Linked DNA regions of Homo sapiens: region 2 is linked to region 1. Evidence: chromatin loops called from intact Hi-C (ENCODE). Cell type or tissue: CD14-positive monocyte. All regions are shown on one strand. Each heading gives the region's core, and the rest is flanking DNA. Links, peaks and the distances in the headings are about the cores only.

Evidence for each region. Peaks named below come from ENCODE experiments on the same cell type or tissue, not always from the same donor. Only the 100,000 strongest peaks of a DNase experiment are listed, where the experiment ranks them.
Region 2: it touches region 1 in a loop (3-fold over the local background); 55 of 110 quality-filtered maps call a loop at or near these places.

The regions. Positions count from the first base shown.
Region 1 is chr5:148,724,312-148,739,298 of GRCh38, forward strand. No RefSeq gene overlaps it. Among named protein-coding and RNA genes, the nearest start is that of HTR4, 77 kb to the left of the region's middle. In CD14-positive monocyte, for the core only: CTCF peaks have their summits at 6,813 (motif pointing left) and 7,014; a DNase peak (open chromatin) is centred at 6,830.
Region 2 is chr5:148,948,947-148,963,933 of GRCh38, forward strand. No RefSeq gene overlaps it. Among named protein-coding and RNA genes, the nearest start is that of MIR584, 110 kb to the right of the region's middle. RefSeq lists an enhancer at 7,471-8,043. In CD14-positive monocyte, for the core only: CTCF peaks have their summits at 8,848 (motif pointing left) and 9,049; a DNase peak (open chromatin) is centred at 8,835.

The DNA of each region.
Region 1 (14,987 bases), core at 5,581-8,080:
TATTAAGTTTGAAGCACAACTCCAGTAGGATCAAATAAGCCAAATGTATGAGGAATCAGGGTCACAGACAGATTAGAACTCACTGCCAGGCTCCGTATCTGGTAGAGTTGCAGTAACAAGCTCAGAAAAGCAAGGCACAAATGAAGTCCTGATGACTTGAAATTCATGACCCACGTGAACAAGAAATGCCCATTGACATTATTCACTTTGGCACAAGGTAGCAAAACCACTTACAGCCCACACAGCTGGTGAGGATGGAGTTCCTGTTACACTGAGAGGCTAGAACTGAGGCAGGTATTGGGAATAGATGTAGTTGTGAGCAAGTCCTAAAATCAGGGAAACCCAGAGTAATAATAGCTAACATCTACTGAGGGTCTACTATGTGCCAGACTTTGCACTGGATCTTTATATGAATTATCTTTTACTATTATCATTACCACCACTAACTATGAAGCATTTACTGAACATATGTTATGTGCCAAGTATTTTTCTATGTATTTTATCTGCATTATCTAATTTAGTCCTTACAACAACTGTATGTGCTAAATATTTCGTATTTCAATTCTTACATAAAGAAATTCTGAAAAATAACTGACTAACTTGTCCCTGATTCAATACCTTGCTCCCAGGTCACACAGATGAACAAGTGACAGAGCTGGGATTTTAATCCAGGCATCCTGAATCTGGAGTCCCAATCACTGCCTCATGATCTCATTGAACCCCTAGGAGTAGCTCTTGCTATATGCAATTTACAGTTGATGAAATAGACTCATTGAGGCTGCATGATTTGCCAAGGACATCAAGAACCTTCTGGTGTCCTCATTTAATCAACCCAGAAGGATCTTGCCTTGGATCACCCATTAAGAAAGTGCCAAGGGCACAGTGAATTTGTGTGTTCCCATCTCAAAGGTAAGGATGGGCTACTTACACTAAACGGTTTCCTCATCTGCTGCACAAGTCTCTCAGTTTTTGCCTCTGGTTACCTCTTTCATTTTCTGGCCATCTCATAAAATCTAGAATACAACTTTTTTCTGTCATTCTTCCTTTCTTCTCTCTCTTCATTCCTAGCAAGTGAATCTCACCACATATAAATCTTAATCCAGAGAGATACTCCCTGAAACTCAGTGAAGTCAGCCTGGGAGGTTTCAGGAAGACAGTAAGGGCAAATGAATCTCTAAATTACTTGTATTAATCAAATTCCTCCTAAATTTCCTCACTTCATTGTTTTCCCACATGACCACACCGGCTTAGAGCCAGATCCTTTCCTTAGCACAATTCGTGACACCTGATAGTCTTAAGAGTTGCTTGATCTAAGACAATAAGTTACTGCTCTGCTGTAGAAAACCGGGTAGCATTTAACTGGTGGAAAGAAAAAGGGGTGGGCAGTAGTGAGCCGGAACTATTTATGAAGCTCCAAATTGGACTTGACATGGCTGGAAGAAGGCAGGAAGAAAAGAGGGCAGAAAGCACAGGAAGAAGAGTCACCATAGTTTTCATGTGAATAAATATTAGAGCAGCTCGCTAAGGACACAGGTGATTACTTCCGTCATTTCTCAGCATATAGACCAGCAGGTGCAGATAAGGAGCATGTCCCTGTGGGAGGCTCAAGGTGCTGCAGTGGAAGTACTAGCATTTTGCAAATAGCCCGGAGTATGCAGGATGCTGGGCATGCATCACCTCATGTCGTTCTCACAAGAGCACTGCCAAAGTGGCTCCTAAATAAAAATGACACAAACGGCTATACACTGAGAAGTAACTTTCCTGTCTTTGTCCCTGTCTAACGCCATTCCCGTGCTTAACCTTTAATGGGAGCCATTTGATTTGTCCCTCATTTATCCCTCTGATTTTTTTTTTTTTTTTTGAGACAGAGTTTCACTCTTGTTGCCCAGGTTAGAGTGCGATGGCATGATCTTGGCTCACCACAACCTCCGCCCCCGAGGTTCAAGTGATTCTCCTGCCTCAGCCTCCCGAGTAGCTGGGACTACAGGCATAAGCCACCACGCCCAGCTAATTTTTGTATTTTTAGTAGGGATGGGGTTTCTTCATGCTGATCAGGCTGGTCTCGAACTCCTGACCTCAGGGAATCCGCCCGCCTCGGCCTTCCAGAGTGCTGGGATTGCAGGCGTGAGCCACTGCACCCAGCTGATTTTTTTTTTAAATTTTGTTTGTTTTGTTTTTGTAGATACAAACAAATGAAATTATATAGTCTTATTTTTACCCAGGAGCAGTAGTATTATCCATGCTCTGTACTCACAGGGAAACCAAAGTTCAGATAAATTAACTGTTTCTTCCTCTGGGCTGGTCTGTGGCTGATGCAGAATCCTCCTGCTCCTGGAGTTGCTGCTGGCAACAGGATCCAGCCTGAAGATCAAGGATCAAGGGACACAGCTGAGAGTCACTGTAGATTCTGAATTCAGAGTTGCTGCTTGAGTTAGCAAATTGGAAGCCCTGAAAAATGCCATTCCCCTTTCCTGTGGTGCTAAGAAATCAAAGATCTAAGCTTTTGCACCACTAATGCCTGAAGCTGGAGGTTTTCATGAACCATTCAATGGGTGTCTTTATGAAAGCTTCCTAGAAAGAAAGGCTGAGGTATGTGTGCTTGGGGTAAGGTTGTCAGATAAAATACAGGGTGCCCAGTTAAATTTGAATGTCAGATAAGCAGTGAGTAATTTTTTATTATAAGTGTGCTTTGCAACACATTTGAATGTGTTTGAGGATGATGATGATGATAATGATGATGAGCTAAATCTGACGGCCCCAGCATAGGGAGGTGTTGAACATTGGCCTTTAGTCCTCTAAGGAACAGCTGGCCTCAGATCTGAGGGGCTGATGGGTTCCTAAAGTTTTGGGTAAATTGGGATCTAACCCTTTATATTAATAAGTCCTAAAATAGAAGTCTTGACTTCTAGGTTTCATAAACCTTAAGAATAGAGAAGACGGAGAACCTTCATTATTTCTGGAAATACGGCTTTTTGAGAGTTTTCTCAACCTCAATTAAACTGCCACAAAAGGGCCTGAGTATAGCAACTGTAGCCTAACCTAGCTAGTGCTGTGTTGGCATTTCTCGGAATTGTTTGTTGTTATTAATTTAGCAGGTGTAAAATGATTTATTTTACTTTGGTTTCACTTTCTTGATTATTTCATGAGCTAATATAAAATCATTGCATGATTGATTTCTGTTTCTTTACTATTCGTGTTTCTTCACCATTTGCACTCTTCTGTGTTTCTATTTGTGCTCCCCTTCATATAGAAAATAAACCCTTTTATCCATTTATGTCTAATTTTAAATGAGCTCATCACAGATTATTATAGATATTAGACTGTCATATTTGATGAAAAACATTTTCTGTCTTGCTTCTTATCCCTTAATTTTAATTTTTAATTTACAGATGTTTAATGTTTATTCACATGAGTATATCAATATTATTTCCTTTGTAGTTGTTTCTATTTACTTCAAAGCAATAGAAATTTGTCATCCCTGTATTCATCTTATAAAAGTTTTACTTTCTACTTGTCTTTCTATGCTTAAGAAAAATCAATTAACTCTTTAATCTAGTGATTCTCAAAGAGTGGTTTGAGCATCACCTGCACCAGATTACCTGTTTTGTTTGTTTGTTTGTTTGTTTTAACGCCCATCCCCATTACCCTTGGAAGACCTTAGTAATCAAAGTTATTCCAAAGGACCATGAAAACATGTATTTTTAACCACCTTCTAGGTGATTCTTCTGCATCTGAAGCTTGCAAATCACTTCTTTAAGCCATATGAAATTACTAGACATCTTTGTTTTCAAGCAATAAGTTGACTCGAGATAAGCAAAAATAATATTTGTTGGAAAAATTGGGAGAGTGGATGTAATTGAAGTAAAACCTGAGGAGCTTGGCTTGGAGATGGAAAGATCACGCAGCTCCGGCAGACCTGAAAAGAATACAGGAGTGAAATGAAGGAACACTCACTGTCCTCGACCCATCTCCACCCCCACTCCTCAGGATGTAAGCTCCATGGGAACAGGGATCTCTGCCAGAGCAGGTGCTCAATGAGTGTTTTTTCTTGTTGTTGCTCCATTCACAGCCCCTTGAAACTGTCTCCAATTGTCCTGACTTCGGCGACAGCCACCTTGTGACCAGAAAAGGGCAGAGAATTTATAGTCCCACCCACACTGCATATACAGAAGAGGTTATCTCCCAAAGGAAATTAAATTTATCACCACAGGAAGGAAGCAACATCTTCAGTGGGTTAAAAACAATTATCTAGTGTATCATCATATAAAATATGGCTCTAAGATAATTTTTTCCCAAATGGTTTGCCAATTATTCCCCAAATCGCTTATTCATTCATCAGTTTTTCAATATTTCTTATACTGAGTACTTTACTTAACATGGGTCACACGGCAACAGCCAGTTACATCTATATTGAGATTTGTATTTTTATTCCATACACCTGGAACTGGAGGTTAATAACATTAAATTCACTTCATTTAAGATACCAGGTTTTCCCATTACCTTTTAGAAACCATTAAAAGATTAAATAGGCTGTTCCTTGTGCTACCTACTTGGTTTCATTTTCTCCAAATATGCTTCTAGTTTTAATAACCTTATTCTTTGAATTGCAGGCATCTTGCATTTCCCTCTAGGACTAAAAGTATGTTTGTTTAGCAATGGAACTCACTCTGCTTTTTTTCTCTGTCTTTAGGTATAATCCACACAGAAATCAATCATGCAATTAAAAATTTTCTTCTTTGAACTTCTCAATAACAGTGATCTCAATCTTTTTCATGTGAGTTTATTTTAGGAGATATAAAGCCACAGAAAACCAAAGAGGAAAGCTCTAGCAATATGTACCCATAATTTCTCAAGGTTCTTTAGCATTCAAGGGAGGCTTTCTGCTTAATAGCCAAATAATTCTATCTAAACCCCCATTCAATATTTTATCAATTTATTGTATAATAGCTATATTTTATCCTCCTTCTTACTCCTGAGAATTCTCAGGAAATAGTTCACACAATAACAAATCCACCTTGATTATCATTGGCCATCTCTTACTCTGAACCACTGCTGTAGGCCCCTCTGCTGGTCACCTCTCACAACTGTTTCTCAGGATCTTTTTGCAAGATGTTCTCAAAGAACACAGCCCAAGGGACACAGCCCCTGTCTTGGTATAGCCCATGCCAGAAGAACACAGACCTTTTCCTAATTCTCCTTAACCCAGCACATGCTAAGCTGTGAGGTCTGATGTCTACTGAAATATTGATAATAATGCAAGGAAAATGAAAATTTGTAACTGATACGAGATAGAACCACTCCTATGATCCATAGGTCTGAGAGTGTTTTTCCTCCTTCCTTCCTTTCAAGAACTGGCTCATCTCCCCCATGAGAATTTTATTGTCTTTTTTGCCCATTGAGTCCAAACTCTTACCTGCTTCAGCCCCAGAGGAATGAAAAAGCAAACCTACCCCCTTCCCTAATTTAAGGCCCAATTTATTTCTTTGATAGAATAAATCACAATAAAAACATATCCTTTCCACTATTCTGGGCTCCAGACAAGGCCACTAGAAAGTATAGTTCTCTACATATGTTCATCTGACTGGGGGACACAGAACACTTTAATCCACAGTGAACTAAACCACACCAGCTGCAGATCATGTTTACAGCTCAGCTGAAACAAAACATCAGATCTGCCTGCTGCCTGTTGGGAGGAATCAGGTCTTAGGAAGATCTATCAATATTTAAGCCAACATATTTCCCAAGAGAAAACAGTGATTTTTCTGGGATAGCCCAAACTAAATCTACATGAAGAAAATAAAACATCTCTTCTTGTAAGGACACAGTCATATCAAGGATACTCCCAATTTGTATTACTAACAGAGCACATAACTTACATCCTGATCTGAAAACTTTAGCAGGATTTTACTGACATCGTGGGTTCAGAGCTTCCCTGAGTGGAGGGAAAAGCAGGCATCTGTCTTACATGTATGTGATGTAATGTGTCGCCAAAGACTTAAGGCTAGGAAAGCAGTCCAGGAGGGCAAAATAAGCCTTGAATTCCCTGGTGAAGCATGATGAGTGATGTACAGAGGAATTTGGTAAACAGCAGGCTGAAAGTTTATGCTGGCAAATGTTACCTCCAGCAGCAAGACCCAGTATGAGAGACAAATGAAACATCCTTGGCAGCAAAGGCAGGTTTCTATTATCTTTGTTGTAAGGAGGCTTATCCTTGGGTCACAAAAGTCTGTCCAGGGTAATGATTCAGAATGCCATAGGGAGCTGCCAACAGCAAGGGCTGAAGGGAGGATTTGATTCATCTCTTGCTGGTATTGCTTCTCTTGCGGTTTCAATGCTAGAAGTGAAGTATCAGTGACAAGAGCTTGCTCTCCTGGAGAGGTGTTCAGAAGGCACAGGAGCCAGCAAGGTGGGCTCCATTTCAGGTCTTCACCATTTATGAGCTGGGCGGCTGTAACTCTGGGCGAGGTGTTTCAAATTTCTACCTGCCAGCTGGAAAATAGCACAGCGAATGGAGGATCTGGGCATGCTTTACTAGTTTTCAAGCTTGGATGACGGGGGGATTGGCAAAAGTGAACACCTAAGGGGAGATGGATACAGATGGCAAGACAGAGAATCACGGGACCCCTTTTACAAATGAGTAGCCCCCAACTGTCAGATAATTTGAGCTCGGTTTCCCTGCAGTTTGTCCTTTTCAGATTTTTTTGTAAAAGTTTAAAGGAGCTCCAGCACAATTCATTTGACAATAGTAACTATTTACTGTGACTACTTCCAATTGTGGCCAAGATCTGCCCTCTAGTGGTCTGACAATTGCAATGCCTCTTACTATTACATTGTTGAACTTGGTAATTTTCAACGGTCGGGCGACCCCTGTTGTCATAATAGTCGTATCTCAGTATGTTGAGCTAAAAGAAACTTCAAAAATCATCTGGTCTGTTTCTTTTCATAACTAATTCCTCCCAAAAATGCACCTGGCTCTTGCTTTAACACCCAACTCCACGTAAAGATAGCAGAGCAAAACAGGATCACAGAAACTTCTTTCCCCACCTGATGAAATGGTTATTTTTTAAGCCAAATAATACATTAGCGGCTAGAGAGGAAAGGGTACTGCTTGAATCATAAGGTTTGGCATCCATGAAAAGAAAGATTCTGATATGACTGGTACAACTTCTAAGGCCAGCCCTTCTCCCAAAAGCAAAGGTAGTCAACGAAATACTGAGAATTCAAAAGAATATGCTTTAATTAAAAAATAAATAGAAAGCCACACCCACCTCTGAAACTGATTCTTTGGTGAGGAGAAGACACGATAGTTCCAGATAAAGTGAGAAAGACATCAAGGAGAATCCATCCGCGTCATTTTACAGAAACTACAAACAAAACTGCTCCCTGTTAAGCATGAGCAAAATGAAAAGAAACAGTACAAAATTATGCAAATCTGCTACTACAAAATAAGTAGTAAGCAAGAAAAAGGCAAAACAAAACCAAAACCAAAAACCCTCAGGAAGAAAATAAAACTCAAAGGTGAAGTGCAAGTTCTTTTTGAACGCTTAATTACAGAGAAGAGTTCATTAAGAATATCAATTCAGTAAAACAGTACCTCTAAGATAAATTATAAAATAAAGAAGATGGAAGAAGACATTGTGGAGCTAAGAAAAATTGAAAAACAAAACAATGAGTTATAAATGTAATAAGTTATAAATTGCAAAGGAGAGAAAAATGTAGCTGCAAATGTCATGGAGAGATGGCTGGGGACAGTCATAGAAAATGCAGGATGAAAAGACAAAGCAATTAAAATAAAGGTAGATACAGAGAGAAAAAATTATCCAACGTGAAGACAACTGACATCCTTAGAGTACAAGGAAAGAAAAAAGAGAATTCAAAGATATAACCTAAAAAGTTTTCTGAAAAGAAGAACGGTATTAATGGATAAAAAAGAGGACAATTATGTCAAGAGAAATTGATACAGAATGGTCTAAATTGGGAAATTTCCTGGTTAAACTGTTAAGTGTTAAGAATCCAGAAAAAAATTTGACATTTAGGCAGAAAACGGCAAGTCAGCCCCTATAGGGGGAAAAAGTCAAGTGGTTTCAAGGCTTTGCCATGGCAACTCCAGTACCAAGGGACATGGAGTAATGACCACCAACTTCTGAGAGAAACAACATGATTCAAAAATATTGTACCAAGCTAGGGTGTCACCAAGCATGGAGATAAAGGGCAGATATTTTTTGACACGCAAGAGCTCGGGAAATATAATACTCATGAACTCTTTTTGAAACAAAACCAAACTACACACAACTGGCAAGTAATCCCATCGAACAAGAGATGAAAAATAATAAAGAACTCGAGTGAAAAAGCTGTGATGAAAAGAACTCATGTGGAACACCATGTTTATTTAATTTCACAGCTAAGGCTAATCCTGTGTGGCCTTGAAGGTAGTATAAGGGAATGTATCATTAAGTCCTAACAAAGTGAAAATAATATAAGCAAAACCTGGAAAAGAGTGAGATGAAAGGAAGAGTAAACAGTAATTATCTTATCTTTTGTAACAGGGGTCAGCAAATGACAGCCTGTGGGCCAAATGTGGCCCACTTCCTGTTTTTGTAAATAAACATTTATTGAAACACAACTACATTCATTCATTTACGTATTGTCTCTGGCTGCTTTCACGCTGTAATAGCAGAGCTGAACAGTTGTGACCAAGTTCTTTTAGCCCACAAAGCCTAAAATATTTACTACCTGACCCTTTGCAGGAAACATTTGCCGAGAGAGAAAAGCTCATTAAGAATATGAATTCCGTAAAACAATACCTCTAAGATAAATTATAAAATAAAGAAGATGAAAGAAGGCATTGCAGAGCTAAGAAAAATGGAAAAACGAAACAATGAGTTATGTTTTGTAACACTATTTTACAACACTGAGACAATCTATAATAACTAAAATTGAAATGTGTGGCTCAAAAAATGAGTCCGTTTTTAAAAATGCTTCAGTAATGTCTTTAACTTTAGAGGGATCTCTACTGAGGACGTTTTTATCCAACAGGATGTGTACATATACAGGCACAGAGAGATGTCTAAAGTAATATTCATCAAAAGTACTTGTTACTCCCACATGGTAAAATATGGAGTAATGTGTTGCTTTTGTGTTGGTGTAGTGTCTGATTTTTTTGTAATGAGCATGTATAATTCTTTAGAAAACAGTAAGAGTAATTCAAGTGATTAATTACTCTTAAAAATAAAAAGGCCAGTCGATTTCATCTTCAACCCAGCTTTCCTAAGAACAGTCAACCTGTTATTTGGGAGCTTCCTCAGGCCCCCTTCTCTTCACCTCAAAATTTTGGTATGAATTTTGGAAATGTGATTGGAGGATTCCTGTATATTCCATAATTAAGCGTCGGGGAGTTTTCTTTCTTCATTTCCTAGATTTGCCATCAATGTGGATTAAGAATTACTTGGAACAGCAGAGGGCGCCCTGCTCCATGTTTATAGGAATGTAATGTAAGTACCTGACCAGTACTGCCGTTTGGAACTTGTGTGAATGAAAGCCAGTAAGTGATCGCCTGTAGGACTCAGTTTCCCCATCTCCCACACCTTTCTTCTGCCAACCCATCCCCCACACTGCAGAACAGATCATGCCGCCCTTCTGACAGCAACCCTTCTGTGACTTCCCTTTGCACTCAGAATAAATTCTCAACTCCTTAACTAAGGCAGAAGAGGCCCCCACACGATCCCGCTCCTGCCATCTCACTCCATGCTCCACATTACACTTGATACCTCCACTACGCTGGCATTTAGTCAGTGTCTAGACCATATTGAGCTCTTTCCCATCTCTGGGCCTTTGCATTTGCTGTTTCCTCTGCTGAGCAATTTCCTCTCCCGAGCTCTTTGCATTTTTAAGGAATCTTTCTCAATGTTTGTCACCTCCTCAGAGAGGCCCTCCGTGATGACCCTACCAAAAATCTCACCCACTTTATTTTCTATCACAGCACTATTTATATTATCTTACTTCTACTTCTCACAGTCTGTGATTGTTTTATTTGTTACTATGTTTTGTCTGTCTCTCCCACTAGAACCTAACTTCCACAAGAGCAGGAAGCTGCCTGTTTTCTTCATTGTTACATCTTCAGCATCAAGCGCTTAGTAAGTACTCATAAATATTTGTTGAATGAATGAATAGACTTGCAAGATGTGTGTCCTGGCTGCTCTCTCAAGGCTACTATAAAAAGAAAAAGTGAGAAAGTTCTTGTGGTGGGTCAAATTGTATTTCTCTCTAAATTTATGTGCTGCAGACCTAACCCCCAGTACTTCAGAATATGATTGTATTTGGAGATGGGGCCTTTAATGTGGCACTTAAGGTAAAATGAGGTCATATTGGTGCACCCTAATCCAATTTAACTGGTGTTTTTATAAGAAGAGCAAATGCAGACACACAGAGAGACACCAGGGGTGCACAAGCACAGAGAAAAGACCACATGAGGCTGCTGACTTCAAGCCAAGGAAATAATTCTCAAAAAAGCCAAACCTGCCCACACCTTGCTCTTGACTTCCAGCCCCCACAGCTGTGTGAAAATAAATTTCTGTTGTTTAAGCCACCCACTCTGTGGTACTTTGTTATGGCAGCCCAAGCAAACTAATACACACCTTTATAAATCAAATAGTAGTAAGCAAAAGTGACAACTTAATATTTGAAAGAGCAATGATTAGGCATTAATGGTGGATTGAAATGGCAAGTTATGTTACAGCTATTCCATTGACGGAACAGAACTTGAGAAGGTAAATACTGAAGCTGGAGAGGCAGGGATGACTACATATTTTGCAGAGTACAGGGCAAAATCAAAATGTGGAGTTCCTTGTTCAAAAGGCAGGAAAAAAGTGCTGTTAAAGATACAAAATATAAAACTTTCTCTTTATTCCATGGCTTCTTTCTCCACTCATCATAGTGTTTTTACTTTGCTATTTATGTAGCTCTAAGAACAATTTAAAATTATCAGCATCAATTTTACCACTTGTCTTTATATTGTAGAATATTAGTTTTAAAATATAACATTTAAATATTAGTTTAAATGTCACAGCATTTAGCTTGATGTAGAAGCACTGAAATTACATTTTCTGTATCTGGTAGCTCACACATGCATAGGTATTGCCTCCTCATCAGAACTGTGGAAATGCTGCCAAGAAAAACAAACTCAACTGTGTTTATTTTACTTCTTGACATGTGCATATTCTACCAACACTATCTTCAGCTTACTGGCGAGGAAGGAAGGAGTAAAATGAGAAGACACTATAGGCCATCCACATTTCCCTTTCCTTCTGTGTCACCATTTTCAGCCTCAGTGGGTGGCTAACACAGGGAAGTAACATGAGTAAGAAAGGATATGAAAGGGATCCTTGGTCATTTGTGTTTCTCAGAATGCCACTGAACAGAAAGCATGGCCCCTGGGGGCTGTCAGTGTCCCCATTTACCCAGTAGATGTAACACACTCTGTATTCGCTGTGATTCTCACTGCACTCCATGTGTCCTGGGTACAGTTGACTTCTCTGTCCAGGGCATCCTAAATGTTATATGTGAGTGGGGAGGCAAGGAATGGCAGTGGACCCATAGATTACACGTGTTTCCTCTGATCCCATGCATGCTCCACTGTCTCATTGGACTTTACCTATAGAACACAAGTTCAAAGAAAAAATTATTCAGGATTTCAGGACGGCTACAGCAGAGCATTAAACCACATGCATGGCCCTCTGAGTGTGGGTCCCTGTGCAACGCGCACAAATCATGAGCTCTTGGAGCCAGCCCTGGAGAAAAGTGAAGCCATCCTTCAAAGAGCAAAGAAAGTAAATGGGTCCCAGACTGCTTGCAAGCTAATTCCCAAAGAATAAATATCCTGCGGAGGTCCCTAAAGCCTTTCTATAGAGAAGTGCCAAAGTGTGGTTCAGTACCCCACCCTTAGCAGGAGACACAGGAATTAACAGTCATGTGCTATTGATTTTCACGTTGGCACGTATTATCTCAGGTTCTATGGGATTTGCAAGTGAGACTGAGAACCTATAAACATATAAAACCATCTTCCTAGGGAAATTGTGTTTCTGAGTTTCCAAAGACCAACTTGCAAATCTTCTTTGGGAACCCACTCTATTTCTAGGTAAAAGCTATTCACACCTGGGAGTCCTGGGAGGCCATTTAGCTCTTAACAAGGCAGAGGCCAGTCAGGCACTTTACTGAGATCATTAAGAGACAGGTGGAGGCAACCAAGTACAGTGGGATCCCTGGGCTGGAAGTCGGGAGACATGGGTGGGAGGATGACTCTGATAGTAAAGTGTGTGAACTTAATCAACTTGCTTTCAAACACAGAGTCTCATTTCTCTCTTTTGTGAAACAAGAAAGTTGGATTTGATGGTCCCCAAGGGCCCACACTGGGCTAAAAATAACCAAAACCAGGAAAACTTTCTGACAGAGAAGGCAGAGAGAAAAAAAAAATGCCAAAGTCACATGGAAGAACTTGGCAGTGAAAAATGAACTGAAGACGCTTTTAGAAACCTCTGTGGGCTGGTTCCCTTTGCAGGTCTTCTAAGTCCCCTGGATGTTGAGGTCTGACTTCTGCCAGACCAGAAGAGTATGACCTGGGCAGGGTCTCCAGCAGCTTCTCCAGCTCACCTGTCCTCCTGCCCACTAGCCTGGGCAGTGCCTTTCCCCTGTCACTCTCTAGTCCAACTTTGGCCAACTGGTGACCCTGGGCCAGAGAAAGATCCTGAATGACTTGGGACCTCTTGAATGTTTTTATCACTACCCTTATTGCTGTTAACACATTCCTGACCTCTGACCACCTTAAGTCTCTGGGAACTTTGGTGGAAACAAATCAAACAAGTAGCAATAGAGTGTGGAAGAAAGTAAGTGGGGTGAACTCCTGAGATCTAGCTTTGGCCTGATATTAACAAGTTGAGTGACCTCAAACAGATCCTTTTCTTCCTGGATCACTGGATTTTGTCTTTTTCCTTCACTTGAGTGAAGTGAATTCTCAGGTGATAGCACCCTGTTTTTCACTTGTGGATATACCTCTCCTCTATTGTGAAATCATAATGTTTAGGTGGGACTGACCCTTCCCCCAGTTGGCAGATCCCATCCCTCTGGCCACAGTGATGGGCCACGGCTGAGAACAGGACCCAGTTAGAGCCAGTGAAAAGACTTGAGAACTGTAACTGGACTTCTGAGGGAGAAAGGTTATCTGTTCAATAGATTTGAGGTCATGAGCATGTGAGGCTTGGAGCTGCTCTAACCATCTTGCTGTCACGAAACAGCCAGCTATGAAGTAAAGCCAATACATGAATGGAGAAAAGCAGAGCAAATATAAAAGTAGACACACTGTGTCTCAATGACATTCTCTGAACTCCTAGATCAAACTGTGCCCCAAACCAAAAGCCACCCCTGGATTTAAGCCAATGAATTCCTTTGCTCATTTAAACTGGTTTAAACAGGACTTTTGGTCACTTGCAAGGGTAATAATCCTAGCTACTATACTCACATCTCTGAACCTTAATTCCCTCTACTGCAAAACAGCTGTTTTGTGGGTAGTAATTACCATAAGAGAGCATAACGGTATTATCTCTTTCAGGAGTGGCCATAATTCCAAGGTAGCAAAGACAATTTTTCAAAATGCCAAGAGCTGCTTTCTTCATTCACTAAGCATCATATTTTCAGCATCTTGGACATCTTACATGACAGCCTTTAATACATGTAATTATTATTGTTCACATGTAATTCTGCATCCCCAGCTGATGTCTCTCTTCTGAGCCTCAGATGCCATATCCATCTGAATGCTGGACACCTCCACCTAGATGTTTTCATCTCAACCTGGCAGGTCCAAAATTGAGTGGATCTTCCCACCCAACCCCAAACCCCTATCATGTTCCCAAGCAAAACCCAGCTTCCCAAGCCTGAAACCTACAAGTTGCCCTTTTCTCCTCTCTTTCTTTTTAATTCATTCCATCCACAAGGCTTGATAAGTCTGTTTTCAAAATAGCTCTCATACTTTCACCTTTTTCTCCAACTGTCCTGACAGTTCTATATTAGGGCCACCATTATCTCTTGCCTGACCACTGGAAAATATTTCTAAAAGATTTGAAGATGGCTCTCTCCTTCTGGTTCTTAATGCAGTTCCCTCCTTTCGTCCCTTTGGGCTTAGAATTAGAAACACCTCTGCTGCCACTACCCCTGGGTGACTGCATCAGCCTTTGTGCCTCCTCCTTACAAGCAAACCGTCTCTGAATTGTTCTAATTTGAGGATCCCATCTCTTTCCCATTGGGATTTTAAACCCTATAGATCCTTCCATGAACACTTTCCTCCCTACAGTCTGACTCCTGTAATGACTCCTTCTCCCTCCCTTTCCTCCTTTCCTAGACGTCTGCTTACATAGCCTAGAAAGAAGGAGGGAGGAGAAAGCGGAAAGGCTCATGGTAGCAGGGCCAGTTTTGACTTTTAAGAAGCCCTGGGGATTTGTGGGGGGAACAGTGTTCTGGCTCCAGCTATTGCTGGCAATCTTTAGAATGTGGCACTAGATCCTCTTTGTCCATTGTTTGGGGTTCTACTTGTCAATACTGGAATAATAGGAAAAGTGTGATATACCATCCTATCACATATGGCCGTCTGCAGCGGGACTTAATGAAGCTTTCAAATACACAGAGGCCTTGTCACCATAGCTCTTTCTAATGCTAGTCAATACTTTCTATGTATTAGGTTTCTTGCTAAAGCTTTGCCTTGAATGTTTACATGCGGGCAATACCCAAGAACCTAACTGGAGGCAAGACAGGTGAGGGAAGCAGGACAAACACACCCAGTCTGACCCAGTCGATAATGAGTTTTCTACATCTGAGAATGTGATATTTGTGTAACACGTTACAGTTTAACAGGAGCTTTCATCCCCCTTTAGCTGGCACATGGCTGAGTAATCAATATATGTTTTCGTAAATGATTGAATGCAACTATAGAGTCATTTTCTCCT
Region 2 (14,987 bases), core at 7,709-10,208, 230 kb after region 1:
GATACATTTACAGAAATATCTGGAAGGATTTATGGCAAACTAATTGCATTATTTCCTTTGTCAGGTACCTAAGATAGAAGTGGAGTAGGAGAACCCTAACTTTACTATATTGTTTAAAGTTTTTACAAGAAAAGTATATTTATGTATTACTTATGTAAGTAAAAATTAATTTCAAGGTAGATAGCAAAACAAAAAAAAAGACATAGAATGGGAAAGTTATGTTGAAACTACATTTCGAGGCATCTGATGTACCAAGATAAGAGTTTGCACTTAATTCTATAAGCAGCAAGAAGGTATGAAGTGTGAATGGTCATGACATGACCCAGTCTAGGCTATGATAGTGCCTCCTCCTATGGTTGTCATTGAGGATCGCGTAAGTAAACATAAATAAACCACCCAGACAGCATTTGACATATGGTGAGTACTTTGTAAGTGTTAACTACTGCTATTGTTTCCTTCCCTTTGCTCCAGCCACATGAGCCTTTTTTTAATCTCATGAATATGCCAAGTTATTTGAGGCCTCAAAGTTTTCATACATACTGTTCCTTATTATTTCTTTTTTCCCTCTCTTTCTCATCCTTCAGTGTTCAAATTAATATTACCAGCTCAGTGAGCCTTTCCCTTACCTGCACTTCTAAGTTGTTTCCCTGGCCCACTATGTGTGTCTGTGTCAAAGCATCCTGTTGGCTTTTATAGAACACTTGTCCCAATCTGTAATAAAGTCTGTGGAGAATAGGAATTGCTACTATTTATGGAGCACTTACTGTGTGCAGATATGTTTTTATGTGCTTTATATAAACTAATTCACTCCAACATCCTAATAACCGTTTTAAGATGGCATTAGTATTATTCTTATTTTACAGATAAAGAAACTTATGAATAAGATAGAAATTTGATCAAGATCACAGCCTGTAAGTGTCAGAGCTTGGATTCCAGCCATTAGTACACCATAATACTTATTGAATGATGAATCAATTATGAATACAAAGCACTTTATAGTACTCTTGATGTCCTCATAATTAATTAATCCCATACATAGTACAAGTTGTTTCAGAATAAATGGGAGTGATTAGCCTAACTGATAGAGTCTCTAAGGGTAGGTCATATCCCTTAGGAGAAGGAGGCAGCTATTTTCTATGGTGAGGCAGTAAATTGAGCTTTGTGAAGCAGGGCTGATGGCAGAGTTGCAAAAGAGGAGCAGAGTGTGCTGGCAGAGATGTAGGAAACTCACCAGGCTCCAGACCACATTACCTGGTTCTTCAGAGACGGCTCCCTGCCAAGCCCAGTCACAGCCAGAGCTCCAAGAAAGGAGTTCTGGAGCAGTGAGAACTGGCTGCCCTGAGAGGGATGCCAAGGAAGTAAGAAAAAAACAGCCCTTGACTCAGACCAGGGAGATTTCTGTTTAATCCTGGCCTTTAGAAGCAAGACCTCCCGGAAAACCACACCTTTCCCTGAGTCCCTGTTAGGTGAATCCCAGCAGCGGCGAGCCATGACTCTGTTGTTTGCAGATGTCAGGAGGAAAAATAACCCTAATATAAAGGCAGCTCAATTAACTATCTTCTCCTCCTGTGCCTGGCACCTTATGGGAGCTTTAGATAAATTATCTCCTTTAAATCTTTTAACAACTCTAGAGATTCCCGCAGCATTCATTTGCTCAATAAATAGGTATCAAGCACACGCTGTGTTGATGAAGTGGGCACTATTTTTAACTCTGTTTCACAGATGAGGAAAAAGAGATTTAGAGGGATTAAGTAACTTGCCCAACTTAGACATTGGCAGTTAGAACTTGAACTCAAATATACCTGATGCCAACCCCCCTTCCTTCCCTCTACTCTGAATTACCTTCTAAACTTGAAACCAGAATTTATTTCTATTTATGTATCAGGTACTGTACAATAATCATAATTAGGAATTATTCAATGAAATAATGGTTCCTTGCTGATAATAAATATTCAGTAAAGATTAGTTTGTGTTATTCTACATATTATATATTTATACATTGTGATGGTTAATCTAGGTGCCAGCTCGTCTAGGCCACAGTTCTCAGCTATTTGGTCAAACATATCTGGATGTTGCAGTGAAAGGATTCTTTAGATGAGAACAACACTTCAATCTGTAGACTTTGAGTGAAGCAATTTGCCTTCAGTCTTGTGGAAGGGCCTTATCTAATCAGCTAAGGGCCTTCAGAGGAAAAAGGATGAGGTCTCCCAAGGAAGAGAGAATTCTGCCAGTGGACCACCTTCAGATTCAAACTGCAATATCAGCTCTTCCCTGGGTCTCTAGCATGCCAGTTAACCTGGCAGGTTTTGGGTTTGCCAACTCCACAACCAAGTGACCAAATTCCCTAAAATCTCTCTCTGTGTCTCTGTGTATAGAGGTACAGATAAAAATAGAGGCAGAGATAGAGATATCTGTAGCCTGTAGATATACATCCTGTTGGTTCTATCATCAGAAGCTTCGCTACTACAAATATATATTCATAATAATAACAGTAATTGGATGAGCAGATAAAAGGAATGTCTATATGAGATGCAAAGAATGTATACTGCCTGAATTCTTCTAGAAATCCAGCTTCTAATGAAAAATATTGCCTATGATATTGCCTACAATTGTCACAAACAGGTCCCCTTGTATGAAAAGAGCTGATTTTCCTAATATAGTTACAAGATCCATATTTTTTTCTCAGACAGTCTCGCTATTGCCCAGACGAGAGTGCAGTAGTGCAAACACAGCTCACTGCAGCCTCAAACTCCTGGGTTCAAGTGATCCTCTCGCCTCATCCTCCAAAGTAGCTGGGCTTACAGGCATGCATCACCATTTCTCCTCTCCCTCCACATTTATTTCCCCATGCACAAATTGAAGACCTCATGACATTTGCATGACAAATGCAGGAATGAAGGAGGGGTGCACTCTCAGTCTGAGCAGGATGGCTGGCAACCTTGCAGGTAGCTGCAAAAGAGCACCTGTCTGAAAGCCAGGATCCCAGCATTGCCACCCACCAGCTGGGTAACCTGGGCCAGATCTCTTTCATGGTCTAAACTTTAGTTTCTTATGTACTAAACAAGCAATAATAGTCAATATTCTGAGGCTTATTGTAAAAATTAAAATAAAATCCCACATGGGATAGTATTTTCTGAATGGCAGTGTTTTCCTCAAAGAAAGAGCAGGCCAAGCTGAGGAGTGAATAGAAGCTGTTTCTGGGCTCGGGTCGGAGCAGGGTCAGCCCTGGCAGTGTTATGGGGTCAGTGCAGATGGTTCACAGCCACGGCTCATGTGCCTCGCGCTGCTAAACAGGGGAACATTGATCTGATCACAACCCCTTTGATGGCACTGCTTTCAGGTTCTGAAATACCCAGTCTCATTTTCCCTTCATAATAGCCCTCCAAGGGAGGCAGCCCAGGGAAGGGGGGATCCTCATGTCTACACCACAAGTTGGAGGCAGAGCAGAGCCCATGAGACTCAAAGCCCAGCATCTGTCCTCCTCAGCAGAAGGTAAGGGCACTGACGTTCAGAACTTAACCTCTTGACCGAGGGGCCAGTAGAGCAAAAGGACATCAGCCACAAACTCTCCCTCCAAAGTTGAGTGTCTCACCACTGCAGGGGAACTGGGAGACAGATAAAGACTGGAAGGAGAAATTAATTTGAAAGAACAGGAAAGCATCAGCCAGATCCTAATCAGAGAATCAGGCTGCTGGCAGAACTGCAAGTCATTTATCAAACGCCTCCTGAAACTCAATGTATCACTTTTCCTCTTATCTTAGGATTTGGGGGAAATGAAATACATTTTTATATGACAAAATTCAGCCACTAACTGACTCTATAACATTGAGCAAGTCATGGAGCCTCTCTGAGCATCTGTTTCTCTTCCTCAAAATAACAAAGTTGTACAAAATCAGAGTTTCCCAAACTTCAGGTATGAGATTTCTGGGATCATGAGTTTCCATACATAAGCACCACAGCTGCTATTTTTAACCTAATATTGCTTTTTGCAGGTATTTATTGTAAAAGGAAATGATCACCTCGTAAATGTAAAAGCACAACCTTTGGGGTTCATAATTTATTATAATGAATACATAGTTCTTGCAACTGAAAAAACTCTCACGTGCCAGGCTCCTTCAAGCATCCCTCAGACTCTCGTTGGAAAACTCTTGGCCTAGATGATCCCTGAAGGCCCTCCAGCCCTGGCATTCCACTGTGAAAATCCCAGATCCCTGGCAGCCTGGATAACCCCTGGGGAAGTTTTCTGACAGTGTGCATGAGATTAGCTCCCTCTGCATGTTCCTATCAAGGCATTTATTGTGCTTTTCTGTAACCCTAGTGAAGTCTGTCATCCCTGGTAAAGGCAGTGGCTGAGCGTATTGCCCATCACTGGGTTTGAGTAACGGTGCTGGCACAGTGAGCCACTTAATAATGTTACTTCACATCTCCAAGACTCAGTTCCTTTGTCCACAAAAATGAGGTTAATTGTTCTTCAGTAAATGGAATCTCAAAACCAAAAAAAATGTCAGAATTCACTTGGGTGGGGAAGGCGGAAGAGATGTAAAATGGTGGCCCAGAAATGTTGGAGTCAAGAGAAGAATTTGCCAATTGGAGGAGAGGAGCATGTTTAAAAGCAAAAGCAAAGAAGCCACCCCACTCATGGCACTCAGTATGATTATAATGACTCCAGCTGATACTTAGTTAGTGGTTACTATTGTGTGAAGTGCTTTTTAAGCTTGATTTTATTTAGTCCTCACAGTCATTATTATTCCCACTTTACACAAGAGGAAGTTACAGTCCATTGAGATGATGTGTCTTGTCCAAGAACACAACTAGAAAGTGGCAGAGCAGGGACTTGAACTCAAATGACTCCAGGAACCATGTTCTCATCCCCGATGGCAGGGGGTTACTGAAACAGGTTCTGTGATCACTACTCCTGCAGGTCCTGAGCTAGCTGCCCAGTCTGCTCCACAGGCTCTGTCACTTGTCCTATGACCAACTGAATAAGATTCCTGATAAGACATTCACAGCACAGGCCTTAGCTCTCTTGCAACAGTCAACTTCCTTTTGAGTCTTCTCCCCTCCTATCTTTTCCTTCTGATGCCTCATGAATGCATCAATAGATTAATGTACCCTGGCCACACTCTTCATTTTGTCACAGGAAGCCAGTACCCCTTCTCCTGCCAAGGAGTGGCAGTGACTCTGGGTGACCTATGCCAAAAGCAACTTGGTGGCTTCTTAATGGAGTTCCACAGTGGGGCTTCAAGGAAAGAGCCATGCCAAGAGAGGGAGTCTGCTTCATCTTTACTATACGGTCGGTAACTCGGAAATGACCAGCCTGTCTTACAGCTCTAGTGGAGGTCAAAGGAGAGAGAGTGAATAATATTCATGTACACACATGAAGTATACATGAAGTGTACCTGTCAACAAAATTCATATGTACAACGAAGAATTACACTAAAAACAATGCTTTTCTCCAGCACTTATAACTACCTCTTCTCCCTTCTTCTCTTCCATGGGTCCTTTCTTCCATTATTACTGATCTCCTGTTTCTGTCATTTTTATTTTGTCTCCCAAGTCCCTCTGAATTCCATCTCCTTCCTCTCCACCAATGCAAATTATAGGGCATCTTTAGGCCCTAAATCCAGTTGCTTGTTCTCTCTGATCCAACAGGTTGGGTCAGTGATTTGGCATGACTTGGAGTAGCCACCAGAGAAAAGAGACCTCTCACCTTAGTGCTTACTTACCTTGCCTTGGTCAAAACTGAGTCCTCATTACCTCTCTCTCTCTCCCAGAGATCTCCAACCATCCTGGGACAGGTAAAAGCTAAATGGGTCAGCATCTCCACAGTTAGTCTTCTCTGTTCACAAGCCTCTCACCAGGCATCCACGTCAGGGTGGCCATAGCTCTAAGGACCATTGCCCTCAGTTGGGTCTGCCCTGGGCCAGCCTGCAACTGCCCTACAAATGGGAAAATTATAGATGAGCCAGGAGACTGGAGCAGCAGGTCAAGGAGATAAGGGCTCTGAATGAAATATTCCTTGCCGAGGGCCAAGACTTTTCCATGATTCAAGATATCTCCACCCGAGCTCTTTTGCAACCCAGAATGAGGGGGATCAGAGTGTTCCCAACCCCACAGATTGTTGTCCTTGGCAGGAGCCATGGGATTGAAGCCTCCTCAGCAATGGCAAATTCAAGGGCATTAGACATTTAGCTGCATTTGGGGGACAACGGGCCAGGGCTCACCTGTCCCAGATGGGCAGTGATTATAAACCTGACGATAAATAAATGCTTTATCCTGAAGGAGCTTAACTCTGAGCTTTGAAATTTAATTCTTTATGCCTCTGCCACAGATCTTCTCCTCTCCCCTCTCTGGAAATGAAGGCTGTAGATTTTCTACAATATCAGGGAACCTGCCCCGATAGTCACATAGGTTCTTTTCTATTTTCCCTAAGCATCAGCTGGGTTGAGAAATAAAGGGACAGAGTACAAAAGAGAGAAATTTTAAAGCTGGGCATCCAGGGGAGACAGCACATGTCGGTAGGTTCCGTGATGCCCCCTGAGCCATAAAACCAGCAAGTTTTTATTAGGGACTTTCAAAAAGGGAGGGAGTGTATGAATAGGGTGCGGGTCATGAAGATCACTTACTTCACAAGGTAACAGAATATCACAAGGCAAATGGAGGCAGGGCGAGATCACAGGACCACAGGACTGGGGTGAAATTAAAATTGCCAACGAAGTTTCTGACACCACTGTCATTGATAACATCTTATCAGGAGACAGGATTTGAGAGCAACCGGTCTGACCAAAATTTATTAGGTGGGAATTTCCTCTTCCTAACAAGCCTGGGAGTGCTATGGGAGACTGGGGTTTATTTCATCCCTACAGTTTTGACCATAGAAGATGGCCACACCCAAGGGGGCCGTTTTAGAGACCCACCCTCAGGGGCGCATTCTCCTTCTCAGGGATGTCCCTTGCTGAGAAAAAGAATTCAGCGATATTTCTCCATTTGCTTTTGAAAGAAGAGAAATATGGCTCTGTTCCACCAGCCTCACCGGCGGTCAGAGTTTAAGGTTATCTCTCTTATTCTCTGAACATTGCTGTTATCCTGTTCTTTTTTCAAGGTGCCCAGATTTCATATTGTTCAAACACACATGCTCTACAATTTGTGCAGTTAACGTAATTATCACAGGGTCCTGAGGAAACATACATCATCCTCAGCTGACAGGATTAAGAGATTAAAGTAAAGACAGGCATAGGAAATCACAAGGGTATTGATTGGGGAAGTGATAAGTGTCCATGATATCTTCACAATTTATGTTTAGAGATTGCAGTAAAGACAGGCATAAGAAATTATAAAAGTATTAATTTGGGGAACTAATAAATGTCCATGAAATCTTCACAATCCATATTCTTCTCCCATGGCTTCAGCCAGTCCCTCCATTCGGGGTCCCTGACCTCCCGCAACATACAAAGCTGGATTCCAGGTGTTTTCAATTCATTATTTAATTAATCAGTCTGCAAAGTATATAGTTAGGTATGCCCATCATTTAGGAAAATTAACACACAAGAACCAAAGAACTATACTTTGGTATAGAAATTCACATTACAAATGGGGCTTCTTTAAAGTGAGAGCCCTAAGTATACTCAGGATATGATTTGAATTGTAAAATATCTTTGCTTAACCACAACTCTTTTGGAATACACATAGAGCACACAATGAAGGCCAGTTCAAAGCCTGAGTGTCACAGATCCTTTCTACAAGACGATCTAGGGAAATGGTTCCCAGACCTCAGCATGCATCAGAGTCACCTAGACAGCTCATTAACATGCAGATTCCTGGGCCCTCCTCCAGAGCTGCCTTATCATTATCTCTGGGGGTGGAGCCCAGTAGTTTCTCTACTTAAGCAACTCTCCAGGTGACTGGATGCAGGCAGTCCAAGAGCCACACCTGTGCTAGGTCTTAAAGCTGCAGTACTCCTATGCCTGGAACAAAGCCACCCCACAGCTCCTGGCCCATTGCTCAGTGTGAGGCCATCCATGTGGAAGCCCCCTTTCACTCAAGAGCTGGACCCCAGGCTCCTTTGACACCAGCTGCAAATGCCACACACCAGCTGCCCCAGATAGCTCAGGTACAAGCCCCTCCTAATCAAAACCTCAGGCTTGAAATGCGTGCACAATTACACAGATGGCAAAGCAGAAGGCCACAGGGGAGACGGGACTCACCCAGCAGCAGTGGGCAAGCCAGAGAGCCATGTGGGGCAGAAGGTCTGCTCTTCTGGTCCCTCTGCCAGCCCTGCACAGCCTCCAGGTTTCTGCTACATGGCTCTTCCTCTCAGGATGAACTTGAGAATGAATTAGGTGTTCCTGTTATTATCTGTCTCCAAACATTGTCTTTCTCCTTCACACCAATCACAGTTGGTAGCTATGTAGTATTTTTTGACATTTGTCTTTCTAACTAGACGATGGACTTATTGAGACAGGAGCCTGTTTTGTACCCCAGAGTGTCTAGCACCTAAACAGTGCCCAGCGCATAGTAGAAAGTCAATAAATATGGACAGACAGAAGTTAAAATGATCTCTTCTACATAATAGAAAATAGAAATATTGAAAAAAAAAAAAAAAGAGAGAGAGGTTTGTCATGGCTAGAAACAAGTCTATGCCATGAAGCCCTGGGAGGCAGAGGGAACTTGCTCTCCCTCAGGCCTCAGTGTCCAGACTGAACTAAACAGTCTCTCCCTAGCCTTCCAACTCATAACAGTCTATAGACTTTAAAGAATGGATTGAATAGAAAATGACTGAACATTAGACTTCCACCTCTCTACAGGGGGTTGGGGTCCTAGAGGCCACCCGGCTTTATGGCTTCCCAGCTCCCTCTAGTGGCCAGGGCCATGTTACACTACAATTTTGTGATGGTCTTTGCTTATCAAATTGAGCTGCAATCAGTTATTTAGCTGAGTTAATAAATGAGTGTTATTAAACTGAGTTTAAGTTAGTTTAGAGGTCTGGCTTGAATATAATTAGTAACTTACATACATGTGGAGAGTATTAAACCCATTGAGTTCGTCGTTTATTAATTCAGCATCTCATGGCCCAGTGCCTAATCTATACCTGGGACAGTGCCAGGTGAAAGGATATAGCAATGAGCATGTCAGGGATCTCCACTGCCCATGGTGCTTATATCCTAGGGAGGGAAGGAGATATTCAGAAATTATGCAAAAGTGAGGTGTACACCAGTGGGGTGAGAGTCAAGAAGGAAATATGCAGAGCATTCATGTAGAATACAAGTGGTGGCCCCTCTTCAGGAAGGCTTCTCTGAAGAAACAACGTTTCAGCTTGGGTTTGAAACATGAGGAATAATTATCAAGGCAAAAGTGGGGAGACGGATTGGAAGGAAGGAAAAGGCAAGGAACTCTAGGCAAGAAAGAGCCCCATGAGCTTGAGGTAGTGACAGCGGGCCAGGGTTGCCTGGGTAATGAGCAGAAGACAAGGCTGAAGAAGTAGGTGGTGTTATTATTCCCATCAGTTTCCCACTAATGTGGAAACTGAGGCCCGGAGATGTGACATGAGCTGGTCATAGTGATGCAGCTTCTGGGTAGTGATAGAGAAAAGGGGGCCTGGGGCAGCCAGAGTGGATACTGCAGGATGGAAAGAGCTGGGCCAGGGAGACAGAGGCATGGGGTGGTTTGTGGGAGGGAGGGGGGCACACAGTTCCCAGTGTTCAGACAGCAGTTCTGGGAGGGATTCAGCGGTCATCTAGGCCTCCTTGTCCATGTGCCAGGGGAGAAAGCAGTGAACAGCAAATCTCCTTCACCCACATCCCCAGTACCCAGGCCTGCAGCAGCTGGGTCTGCATCACTGCTCCCCAGAGACACTCCCACCAGGCTCCCGCAGCCTCATGCAAAGCCCCAGTTCCCGTGAGCACCTCCATCTCTCATCCAAACTGTCCTCTCTCAGCCCATGGGCTCTTCAGTCCCAGGCTCTGTTGCCATCACCCTAGGGAGCAGTCCTCAGGAATGAGCTGTGCATGACGGGACCCTGCCCTCCCTGCCACCACCCCCACCCCGCTGCTGCCACTCTGAACTCCTGCCATGTCTCTCCTTTTGAGGTCTGCCCACTGACTGTTCTCCTCCTTCATACCACATTTCCCCATCTCCTAGCCTGGCTCATCCTCCAGATCTTGGCTTAGACATCCCTTCTTCCAGAAGCCAGCACCACTCTCCCTGGAACTCCTCTTCTGAATCCCCCTGGAGCACTGATCACACTGCATATTGGTTTCCTATTTCCTTGTCCACCTCCCCAGCTAAACTTGAGCACCCCCAGGTCAAGGACTACGTCTATCCCATTTTCTCCTATGTCCCAAGCAGCTAACACGGTGCCTGGCACTTAGAAAGTGCCCAGAACTATTTCTTAAATAAATGAATGAATTAAAATAAATGACTCTAAGCTGAGCCACCTGCTTTTTACCACCAGGCATTGTGTTTCTCATCTCCATCTGCCCATCAACCTCTGCCTTCATTATGTCTAACAAGGGGTTCCCTACTGCTGTAAAATAAAGAAAGCAGTCTGCCTCAGCCCAGACAGTGACTGGTCAGTCCTACTCATGGCAACTGCTGGTGTCCCCTAACTTCCCAGGAGAAAGTGCAGTCAGAAGCAATAAGGAGTTGTCTACATTTCAGGCTTGTTAGACATTCTCTCCCCCCAAAACGTGTTTTCCTGGTGACTAGGAATGCATTTCAAAGTTAGATTTTTTTTTTTTTTTACCAATTTATACAGCATTCTGAGGCTTGGCTTCCTCTGAGTGAGGCTCCAAATCATTAGAGACCCCGTGGCTAAAAACCCCATAGGAGACATCTTGTGCAGGGTAACCCCAATATGAACAAGCTTATTCTTCAGCTTGCATGCAAATGAGATCCTGGTGGTTCTGTTCAATCAATGGCATCTAGGTATTGAAGACATACTATGTGCCAGTCTGCATCAAATGATTCTGATCTGTGGAGAAGAGTCAGCTTTATCCCTGCCTTTCACAGAAGTGGCCTTCTAGCAGGAATTGTAGAATTAAGCAACTTATTACAATTATTCAATGACATGCAATGAGATGCAAGCTGAGGAGGATCCCTGAGCACCCTGAAGCTCCCTAGAGTGATGGCAACAGAGCCTGGGACTGAAGTACCTATGGGCTGAGAGAGGACAGTTTGGATGAGAGGTGGAGGTGCTAGGTGCCAAGATAGCTCAGCCTGAGTGTCCTGGCCTGAGTCAAAGTGGCTGCCCTAAAGCTGTGACCTTTGGCCTGAGAGCTAAAGGATGTGTAGGTGTTCACCAGGCTAAGGAAGGGAGAGAGTGTGTGCAGATGCAATGTGTGTGTGCACAGGTATATGTGTGTGCATGTATGTGTGTGCATATGCATGTGAGCATGTGTATGCTACAAGTGTATTGTGTGTGACGCATGTGTCCATGCATGTGTGTGCATGTGTAAGAGCATCTGTATGCCACAAGTATGTTGTTTGTGCATGTGTATGTTACAAGTGCATGTGTGTGTGGGTTGCAGATGCATGTATGAAAACATAGATGCCACGAGTATATTGTCCATATGTGTATGTCCATGTGAGAGCATATGCAGGTGCATGTATGTGAGCATGTGTGTACAAGTATATTGTGTGTACATGTGTGTGCACGTGTGTATGAGTGTACATATGCCACAAGTACATGTGCGTGCAGGTTTCAGGAGCATGTATGTGTGTATGTGTTTGTGTGTCCCAAGTGCCTGCGTACCACTTATAGACACTCTTCAGCCTTTACATCTCCTTCCTATCACAAGGCAGTCATTGCGAAGTGGATTTCAAGCCTTCTCCATATGGTGCAGTGTTTCCAAGCCTCTTTTGGATCATGGATCATTTCAATTAACAACATAACAACAACAGCTATTCCATATTAACTGCATGGCAGTCATTGTGCCAGACATTTAATGTGTGTTCTCTCATTTTCTTCTCCAGCAAACCCAAGAGGCAGGCCTATGGTTATTGTTCCATTCTACAGAAGAAGAAACACAGGCTCAGGGAGAGGAAGGCTCTTTCCCATGGTGGCCCTGAGCACAGGTCTGTATGATCCAAAGTATATGCTCTAATCCACTAAACTCTTTCCTGCCACCAGAGCAAGTGACACACCAGATTGACCTTATAGCAGGTCCCCCTCCCACTGTTAACTACAACATTCTCCTAGCAGTGAATGAAAAGTATTCAATGAAGTTCTGTTCCAGCTCAACCACTGATTCACTGTGTGACACTGGAAAAGTCCCCCATTCTTTGTTGCCCTGGAGCTTGCTGAGCTCTATCACTCTACATGAAGCGCTTAACACCACCATCCACAGATGGCAGGCAGGTTAAATAATCTCATGAAATCCCTGTTTCCTCATCGCTAAAATGGAGCTAACAATGGTGCACTCCTGATAGTACTGTGGAGGGATTGACCAAGCTCATGTGTGAAGAATGCTCAGCCCTGTGACTGCCTCACAATGTATGCCCAATAAACTGCAGCTGTCGCTGATGCTGAGAACACAGGAGAGCCAGAGAGCTGAGAGCACCAGCTTGGGAATCAAGTGGACCTGGATTCAAATGATTAAAATGCTCACTTTGCCTTCTAATGGCCGCGTGACCTTGGCAAAAGTTATTTAGCTGTCAACTTTTCCTTGCTTGTAAAATAGGAATTAAAATAGCACCTACTTCATAGGTGTGTTTGAGGAATACATGAGATAATACACATAGCATTGCCCTATGAATGTTAGTTAACATCATTACTATTTGCACACATTGAGTAATATTATAAATAAGGATTATGTGGGGTCTAATTTTGTTCCAGTTCAAGGTTTTAGAAAAAAATAAATAGAGGTATCTGGTTTGGTCAGATTTACTAGACATTGTACTGTTTGTAAAAAATTTAAAAGAAAAAAAAAAACCGGACCTGTCTCATGGGTCAATAGAAAGTCAATTTCCTTTTGGCTGAGGCCAGCGATTCTGTGCAGTTTATTCTGGTGCTGGCTGGCGGTTTGGTTAGGTTCAAGGCCATGACCATGAGTAAGTGATTCACTCTTGCCAAAAACTGCAATCATGGTCATATTCTAAATATTTATACTAAAAGAAACCAAACCTGCTCCACCTTTAGGGGTCACAGGCACCACTCCCTCACATACTGGAGTTCATTCATTCATCCAACTCAGGCTTATTAACCATTCACCTCATGCCAGACACCAGGCACTGGTCATGCTGGTGGCTAATGGGACAGAAACCTGCTAGCAGCTTTGGCCAATTTTGGAGAAACAACCGAATCAGGGCCCTCAATGATGGTAGCTGCACCTGGGCTGTGCAGGCTCCTACAGAGAATGCAGGCCATCTGTTTGGTGCATATCACAATGTGGTCTGTTCCAGCTGGGAAAGGCACTTGGGGATCATCTCAGGCAACACACACCCTTTACAGCCACTGAGATCTCACAGCTGAGCTAAGATCCTGCTATTCTGACTCCTAGATCAGCACCTCTCCCTCCCTCCTAGATGCCCCAAGATTTCCTCCACTTCATACAGAGCAGGCGGTCTCCAGACATTTTAGCTCACAAACGACTTCAAACATAGTGGTAATGAGAATTGAAAAAGTAATACCACTCGTAACAGTATCTTTCACTTACTGGGTGATTTCTGGGTGTCAGATTCTTCGTTAAACATTTTATATGGTATGCCTCATCTAACATTCAAAGAACATTATTGGTTAGGTCATTATTATCCCATTGTACAGAAGAGGACACTGAGGTTCAGAGAGGAGAAGGGATTTTCCTATGTTAACACAGCTAGAAGTTGCAGAACTTAACTTCATCTGACTCCAAACCCAGTGCACACCGCCACCACACAATATCCCCTCAGTGGGATGCACAGCACAAGGGACCTGCCCTCCTGTATCCTCCTCCTGTGCTTACCTGGCCAGCAACAGTTTGATGTCTGCAGCTAGGAGGGAGGAAGAAAGAGCAGCAGGTGGGCAGAAAAGAGGCTTCAAATCTAGTCCTTGGCTTTAGCACCCACTAAAATCCAGGACTATAACGAGCTTAAGGATGATGAAGAAAGACAGCAGTGGAGAGCACACTGGTGAGGAGATGGATGGGTGGGTCTACAGACTGTTCCAGTGTCTGCTCCAGGTGAAGGGTGGCACCAGGTGCTGGAAGAATACCTGTGTCATGTGACCTGGGGCAAACCATTTCCTATCTACTAGAGAGGGAGCACAGGATAACAATTAAGCCTGTAGCCTCTGAAGCCAGACAACCTAGGATGAAACCCTAGCTCTGTCTCTTACCAGGTGTGTGACTTCATACAGTATTTAGCATACTGGGCGTTAGCTTCCTCTTCTGTAAAATGGGCATAATAATACCTGTCTCATAGTATCATTATGAAAACTAAATGAGTTAATACACAGAATGCCCTCAGGACAGTACCTAACACACAGTAAGAACTATATGCATTTTTGCTAAATGTTTAAAAATTATGTAAACTAGAGGTTATAGTACCCAACTGTTTGAATTAAGATGCTTTTGGCTGCAAAGTAACGGAATATCTGATCCTAAGTGGTTTTAACAGAAAGTTTTTATTAGTATTAGTTTCTCATTAGTATAATGAGAATCGTCCAAATGGAGATGGTTCCAGGCTCAGGGATGTCCCAGGAGCTCAGGATCTTCTTATCTCTCACCCTCCCTTTGACTGTCTTCCACAAGTCATTTCCCATCCTGGCCCAAGATGGCTGCCACAGCTCCAAATATCACATCCCATTACCACAAAGCCAAGTATCACATCCAAATGTCACAAAGCTACATCTAGAAACAGAAAGTAAGGAATAGGGAATCTCTCTTGCACTATTGCTGTCTTATGAAAGAGAAACTATTTCCTAGAAGCCTCTCTGAAGACTTCCTTTTTCTGTCATTAGCCAGAACAGGGTCATGTGACCACCTCCAGGCCCTGTAGAAGGCTAGCAAAGCAAT